2 separate regions of the Homo sapiens genome follow, and region 2 is linked to region 1. A link is an interaction called in ENCODE POLR2A ChIA-PET data of the cell type or tissue named here. Cell type or tissue: HepG2. All regions are shown on one strand. Each heading gives the region's core, and the rest is flanking DNA. Links, peaks and the distances in the headings are about the cores only.

What was found. ChIA-PET counts read pairs that join two places held together with the same protein. Peaks named below come from ENCODE experiments on the same cell type or tissue, not always from the same donor. Only the 100,000 strongest peaks of a DNase experiment are listed, where the experiment ranks them.
Region 2: POLR2A ChIA-PET joins it to region 1 with 11 read pairs; 6 of 35 experiments call an interaction of 5 or more read pairs at or near these places.

Annotation. Positions count from the first base shown.
Region 1 is chr7:613,456-616,360 of GRCh38, forward strand. All of the region lies in intron 4 of PRKAR1B (protein kinase cAMP-dependent type I regulatory subunit beta), which reads right to left. It overlaps LOC105375119 (a long non-coding RNA gene), which reads right to left and starts at 1,119. Exons shown (of 2, transcript XR_007060176.1): 1 at 384-1,119; 2 at 1-116. RefSeq lists enhancers at 1-490, 491-991. In HepG2, for the core only: no CTCF peak of the experiment used is centred there; no DNase peak of the experiment used is centred there.
Region 2 is chr7:731,141-734,045 of GRCh38, forward strand. The region is part of intron 2 of DNAAF5 (dynein axonemal assembly factor 5); the gene reads left to right. Among named protein-coding and RNA genes, the nearest start is that of PRKAR1B, 5.3 kb to the left of the region's middle. RefSeq lists an enhancer at 1-225. In HepG2, for the core only: a CTCF peak has its summit at 1,248 (motif pointing left); a DNase peak (open chromatin) is centred at 1,241.

The DNA of each region.
Region 1 (2,905 bases), core at 208-2,707:
GGCACAGACTCCAAGCCCACAACGTCTGAGGAAGCGTACGGGATCAGAACCAGCAGCTCCGTTCACAGCCAAACTCGCCTTCAAAAGGCAAGGAGATGGCGCGCCAAGCTCAGCCCCTGAAATCACACACGCGGGGTTGAACGTGAGTAACTCAGCCCATCGTTCCGCACTGTGAATCTGCTCCAATACCTGCAGAGACAGGTCCAGCTCCCACTACGAGGGCCCACCGACCAACACGGTACACCGAGGGTGAAAAAGCCACGACCAGGCCCACCTGGAAAACACCATCAGCTCCTAGAAATGCCACTTCCTTCCTCCTCCCGCCGCTCCGGGCCTCCCGAGCCAAGACAAGCGCAGGTTGGGACTTGCACGGGAAAGCTCACCTGAGAATGTTTCCAGAAACCCCTCCCCAGCCTGCAGAGACCTCTCCCGGCCCCAGGACAGGGAAGCCTGCGGAGCCAAGAGGGTGCAGTGCTGGGAGGTCCCCGCAGGGGCAAGCAGGGCTGCCACCAAGCGGGTGGGAGACACCCAAGGACTCGTCCACCACCCAGGGAACCGGACTGTGAGGTTCAGGTCAGCATGGAGGGCGGGAGGCGTGGCGCCCACAGAGGGGAGGGGAGCCAGGCCCAGATGACAGACGCCTGCAGACTCCACGCCCCGCACGCCCGACCAGGACAGGCCAACGCAGGGCTGGGCACTTCTTCGGACTCACAGGAAGCCTCTGTCCATAGTCTGGCTACATCTGCCCAACCTCAGCCACTCAGGACTGTCTACACAAAACACTCAGCAGCATATACGACAGGATGCGCAGAATGACAGATTCAACCTGCCTCATCAGCTCCAAGATGGTGGAACACGGCTAAGACCCAGGTCTTCTGACAAAAGGCTGGGTTGAATGCCTTTCACCTGAGAGAACGCCCCGTTTACATCCCCTCCTCTGAACTTCACCGCCACAGGCCCCATTACTGCCCCACTTCACAGACAAGGAAGCTGAGGCTTAGGAAGCTGACATGGGCCAGATGTGGTGGGTGGCTCATGCCTGTCATCCCAGCACTTTGGGAGACCGGGCACCATAAGGAGGTGAAAGGATCGCTGGGCCCAGGAGTTTGAGACCAGCTTGGGCAGCATAACAAGACCCCATTTCTATAAAAAGTAAAAAAATTGGCTGGGCGTGGCCAGGCACAGTGGCTCACGGCCTATAATCCCAGCACTTTGGGAGGCCGAAGCAGGCAGATCACCTGAGGTCAGGAGTTCGAGACCAGCCTGACCAACATGGTGAAACCCTGTCTCTACTGAAAATACAAAAATTAGTGAGGTGTAGTGGCACACACCTGTAATCCCAGCTACTTGGGAGGCTGAGGCAGGAGAATTGCTTGAACCTGGGAGGCGGAGGTTACCATGAGCTGAGATCGCACCACTGCACTCCAACCTGGGTGACAGAGCAAGACTTTGTCTCAAAAAAGGTAAAAAATTCAGCTGGGCATGGTAGCATGCACCTGTGGTCCCAGCTACTCGGGAGGCTGAGGCAGGAGGATTGCTTGAGCCCAGGAGGTTGAGGCTGCAGGGAGCTGAGATTGTGCCACTGCACTCCAGCCTGGGTGACAGAGCAAGACCCTGTCTCTAAAAACAGAAAGAAGGAGAGAGAGAGAGGCAGAAAGAAAGAGTGAGACAAAGAAAGAGAGAAAGAAGGCCAGGTGCAGTGGCTCACACTTGTAATCCCAGCACTTTGGAAGCCCAAGGCAGGCGGATCACAAGGTCGGAAGATCGAGACCATCCTGGCTAACATGGTGAAACCCCGTCTCTACTAAAAATACAAAAAATTGGCTGGGCATGGTGATGGGCGCCTGTAATCCCAGCTACCCGGGAGGCTGAGGCAGGAGGATTGCTGGAACCCGGGAAGCGGAGCTTGCAGTGAGCGGAGATCGCGCCACTGCACGCCAGCCTGGGAGACAGAGCGAGACTCCGTCTCAAAAAGATAAATAAATAAAAATAAAAAATAAAAAAGACAGAAAGAAGGAAAGAAAGAAGAGAAAAGAAAGGAAAGGAAAGGAAAAAAGGAAGAAAGGAAAGAAAGAGAGAGAGAAAGAAGGAAAGAAAGAAGGCCGGGTGCGGTGGCTCATGCCTGTAATCCCAGCACTTTGGGAGGCCGAGGTGGGCGGATCACGAGGTCAGGAGATCGAGACCATTATGAAACCCCATCTCTACTAAAAATACAAAAAAAAATTAGCCGGGCGTGGTGGCAGGCGCCTGTAGTCCCAGCTACTCGGGAGGCTGAGGCAGGAGAATGGCATGAACCCGGGAGGCAGAGCTTGCAGTGAGCCGAGATCGCGCCACTGCACTCCAGCCTGGGCTACAGAGCAAGACTCCATCAAAAAAAAAAAAAAAAAGAAAGCAAGAAAGGAAGGAAGAAAGGGAGGGAGGGAAAGGGAGAGAGAAAGAGAAAAAAGGAAGAGAGAAAGAGAGAAAAAAAGGAAGAAAGAGGCAGAGAAAGAAAGAAAAATAAAAAAAGAAACAGAAAGAGAGAAAGAGGGAGAGAGAAAGAAAAAGGAAGAAAGAGAGAGAGAGAGAGAGAAAGCAGCTGAGGCTGAGGCTGAGCCCAGGCAGGGGCTGTGCTCTCACCACTGCCGAGACCCTCCCAGGCCCAGCCCTGCCCGCGGGTGCACACGCAGAACACACTGGGTGGGTCTCAGCCCCTCTTGGCTGCAGGTACAGGCCCTGTCTGGTGTAGTGGGTCCTCGCCCCAGGTCCTGGCCCCCTGTGCTGGAGGCAGCCCCCTGGCTCTCACTGACAAAACGAGGTCACTCCGGACAGACTCGCAGGGCCTGGAGAGGTCAGAGATCTCCATCAACCACAGACCACCGCAGATGGGGGACCTTCCTTCCCCCTCCACCTGCCCAGAGTCACG
Region 2 (2,905 bases), core at 161-2,660, 120 kb after region 1:
AAGGAAAGTGGAGTCTGTGTCATGGGCCAAGTCTTACTCCTCAAAACAGTGTGATGACTCTGTATGGAGAGCTCTGTGTGAATACTGAAGCTCCATAGCTGATAGCTGTCGGTGTAAGCCTACTGTCACTGTCTAAAAATAACCATCACTGTCTAAAAATACCGTCACTGTCTAAAAATACCATCACTGTATCGATAGCTGTCTGTAAATACTGGAACTCTGTGGAGCACGCTCTGTAAATACTGGAACTCTATTGCTAGCTGTAAACGGTGTAACTCAGTATAACTATACCGTAACTCTAAAAATACCATAACTATGTGTCGACAGCTGCCTATAAATGCTATAACTGTATTGGTAGCTATGTATAAGCAGCCTACTCTGTATCAATAGCTGTCTGTTAGAAAGCTGACATCACATTGTTGATCTAAAGCAAGCTTGTCCAACCTGCGGCCCGTGGGCCACATGCAGCCCGGGACGGCTTTGAATGCTGCCCAACACCAATTCATAAACTTTCTTAAAATGTTACGAGATTGTTTTTGTGATTTTTTTTTTTCTTTTAGCTCGTCAGCTATCATTAGTGTTAGTGTTATTTTATGTGTGGCCCAAGACAATTCTTCCAGCATGGCCCGTTTCTTCCCAATGGGGTTTGCGTCCTATTAGAGACCCTGCACGGCCCTTCACGTGAGTTTCGTGTGGAGTCACGGTGCTGCCCCTTTTACTCTGATCAGCCCTGCGACCCCGTCCTGGAGCTCCATGTGGGCTCCTTGCAGACACCTCCACCCCCTCAACAACCCAGGGACTGGTGCCCTGGGACCCCATCCTCTCTGCACAGAAGGTCCTGACTGCCTTCTGACTCGTAGGAAACCTTCCAGCAGCCTGCTAGACTCGGCTTAAATCACTGAACTTCACTGGAAGGGCCTGGAAATAACTTCATCTCCTCCTTACAAGGCTCAGAGGCCTCAGAGCTCACTCAGGTAGCACAGCCAGGTGAGCCTCAGAGCAAGGTCAGGACACAGGCGGTCTAGCCGCCCTGGAGCCTTAGGCCCCGGGATGGTGTCTGAAGTTGTGGAAAGGGGGTGTCCCAGTGCGGCAGGGGCTAATGCATCTCCCCACGCTCACATGACTGCAGCTCCGAGCCCAGGACACTGACCACACCCAGAACCCCGGCGAGGCAGGCAGGACGGACGTATGGCCGTGCAGTTGTGAAGCAGGCCTTGAACAAACTGCCCTGTGCCGCCCTCAGGTGGGTGACTCATGGACTTCGCCCTGCAGGGGTGCCCTGGTTGTCGCCAGGCCTGCAGTCGGCAGCTGCTCAGCTTTGCTGCAGTTTTCCTGCTCGATGTGTGCTGCTGGTGAGGCCACCAGGCCTGTTCTTGTCAAGAGAGACCTTCCGGGAGCAACAGATGTTACAGGAGAGACTGGGGATGCATGGACAGCTTTTCAGAGATGAGTGTTTGTCACGTTCCTGCCAAGTACCTGTTTGCCATTTGTATGCCTTCTTTTGAGAAATGTCTATTCAGATCTGTCCATTTTTAAATCGCGTTATTAGATTTTTTTCTATTGAGTTTGAGCTCCTTATGGATTCTGGTTGTCAGTCCCTTGTCAGATGGGTATTTGTGCAGCTGTTTGCTCCCATCCTGTGGGTTGTCTCCTCACTATTGATTGTTTTATTTGCTGTGCAGAAGCTTTTTAACTTGATGTGATCCCATTTGCCCAGGCCATGTCCCAGAGAGTTTCCCCAATGTTTTCTTTTAGTGGTTTCATAGTTTGAGGTCTTAGATTGAGGTCTTTAATCTATTTTGATTTGATTTTTGTACATGGTGAGAGATAGGGGTCCAGTTTCATTTTTCTGCATATGGAGTTCCAGTTTTCCCAGCACCATTTATTGAAGAAACTGTCCTCTCCCCAAGATATGTCCTTGGCACCTTTGTCAAAATAAGTTCACTGTAAATGTATGGATTTAATTTCTGGCTTCTCTATTCTGTTCCATTGGTCTGTGTGTCTGTTTTTATGCCAGTGCCAAGCTGTTCTGGTCGCTGTAGCTCTGTAGTATAAATTGAAGTCAGGTAATGTGATCCCTCCAGTTTTTTGTTTGTTTTTGTCTTGTTTTGTTTTTTGCTCAGGATGGCTTTGGCTATTCAACGTCTTTCGAGGTTCCATATAAATTTAGGATTATTTTTTCTATTTCTGTGAAGAATGTCATTGGTATTTTGATAGGGATTGCGTTGAGTCTGTAAATTGCTTTGGGTAGTATGGACATTTTGGGTAGTATGGACAATATTGATTCTTCCAGTCCATGGAGTATGTTACCATTTTTTGTGTGTGTCCTCTTCAGTTTTCTCATGTCAGTGGTTTATAGTTTTCTTTCTTTTTTTTGAGACAGTCTCGCTCTGTCATCCAGGGTGGAGTGCAGTGGTGCGATCTCTGCTTACTGCAAGCTCCGCCTCCCAGGTTCACGCCATTCTCCTTCCTCAGCCTCCCGAGTAGCTGGGACTACAGGTGCCTGCCACCGCACCTGGCTAATTTTTTGTGTTTTTAGTAGAGACAGTTTCACCATGTTAGCCAGGATGGTCTCAATCTCCTGACTTCGTGATCCGACTGCCTCAGCCTCCCAAAGTGCTGGGATTACAGGTGTGAGCCACTGCGCCTGGCCTTATAGTTTTCATTGTAGAGATCTTTCACTTCTTTGGTTAAGTTAATTCCTAGGTATCTTATTTTGTTTGTAGCTATTGTAAATGGAATTACTTTCTTGATTTCTTTTTCAGATTTGTTAACTGTTGGCATGTAGAAATGCTACTGGGGCTTTTTTGGTGATTTTGTATCCTGCAACTTTACTGAATTTGTTTATCTGTTCTAATAGGTTTTTTGTGGAATCTTTAGGTTTTTCCAAATGTAAGATTATATC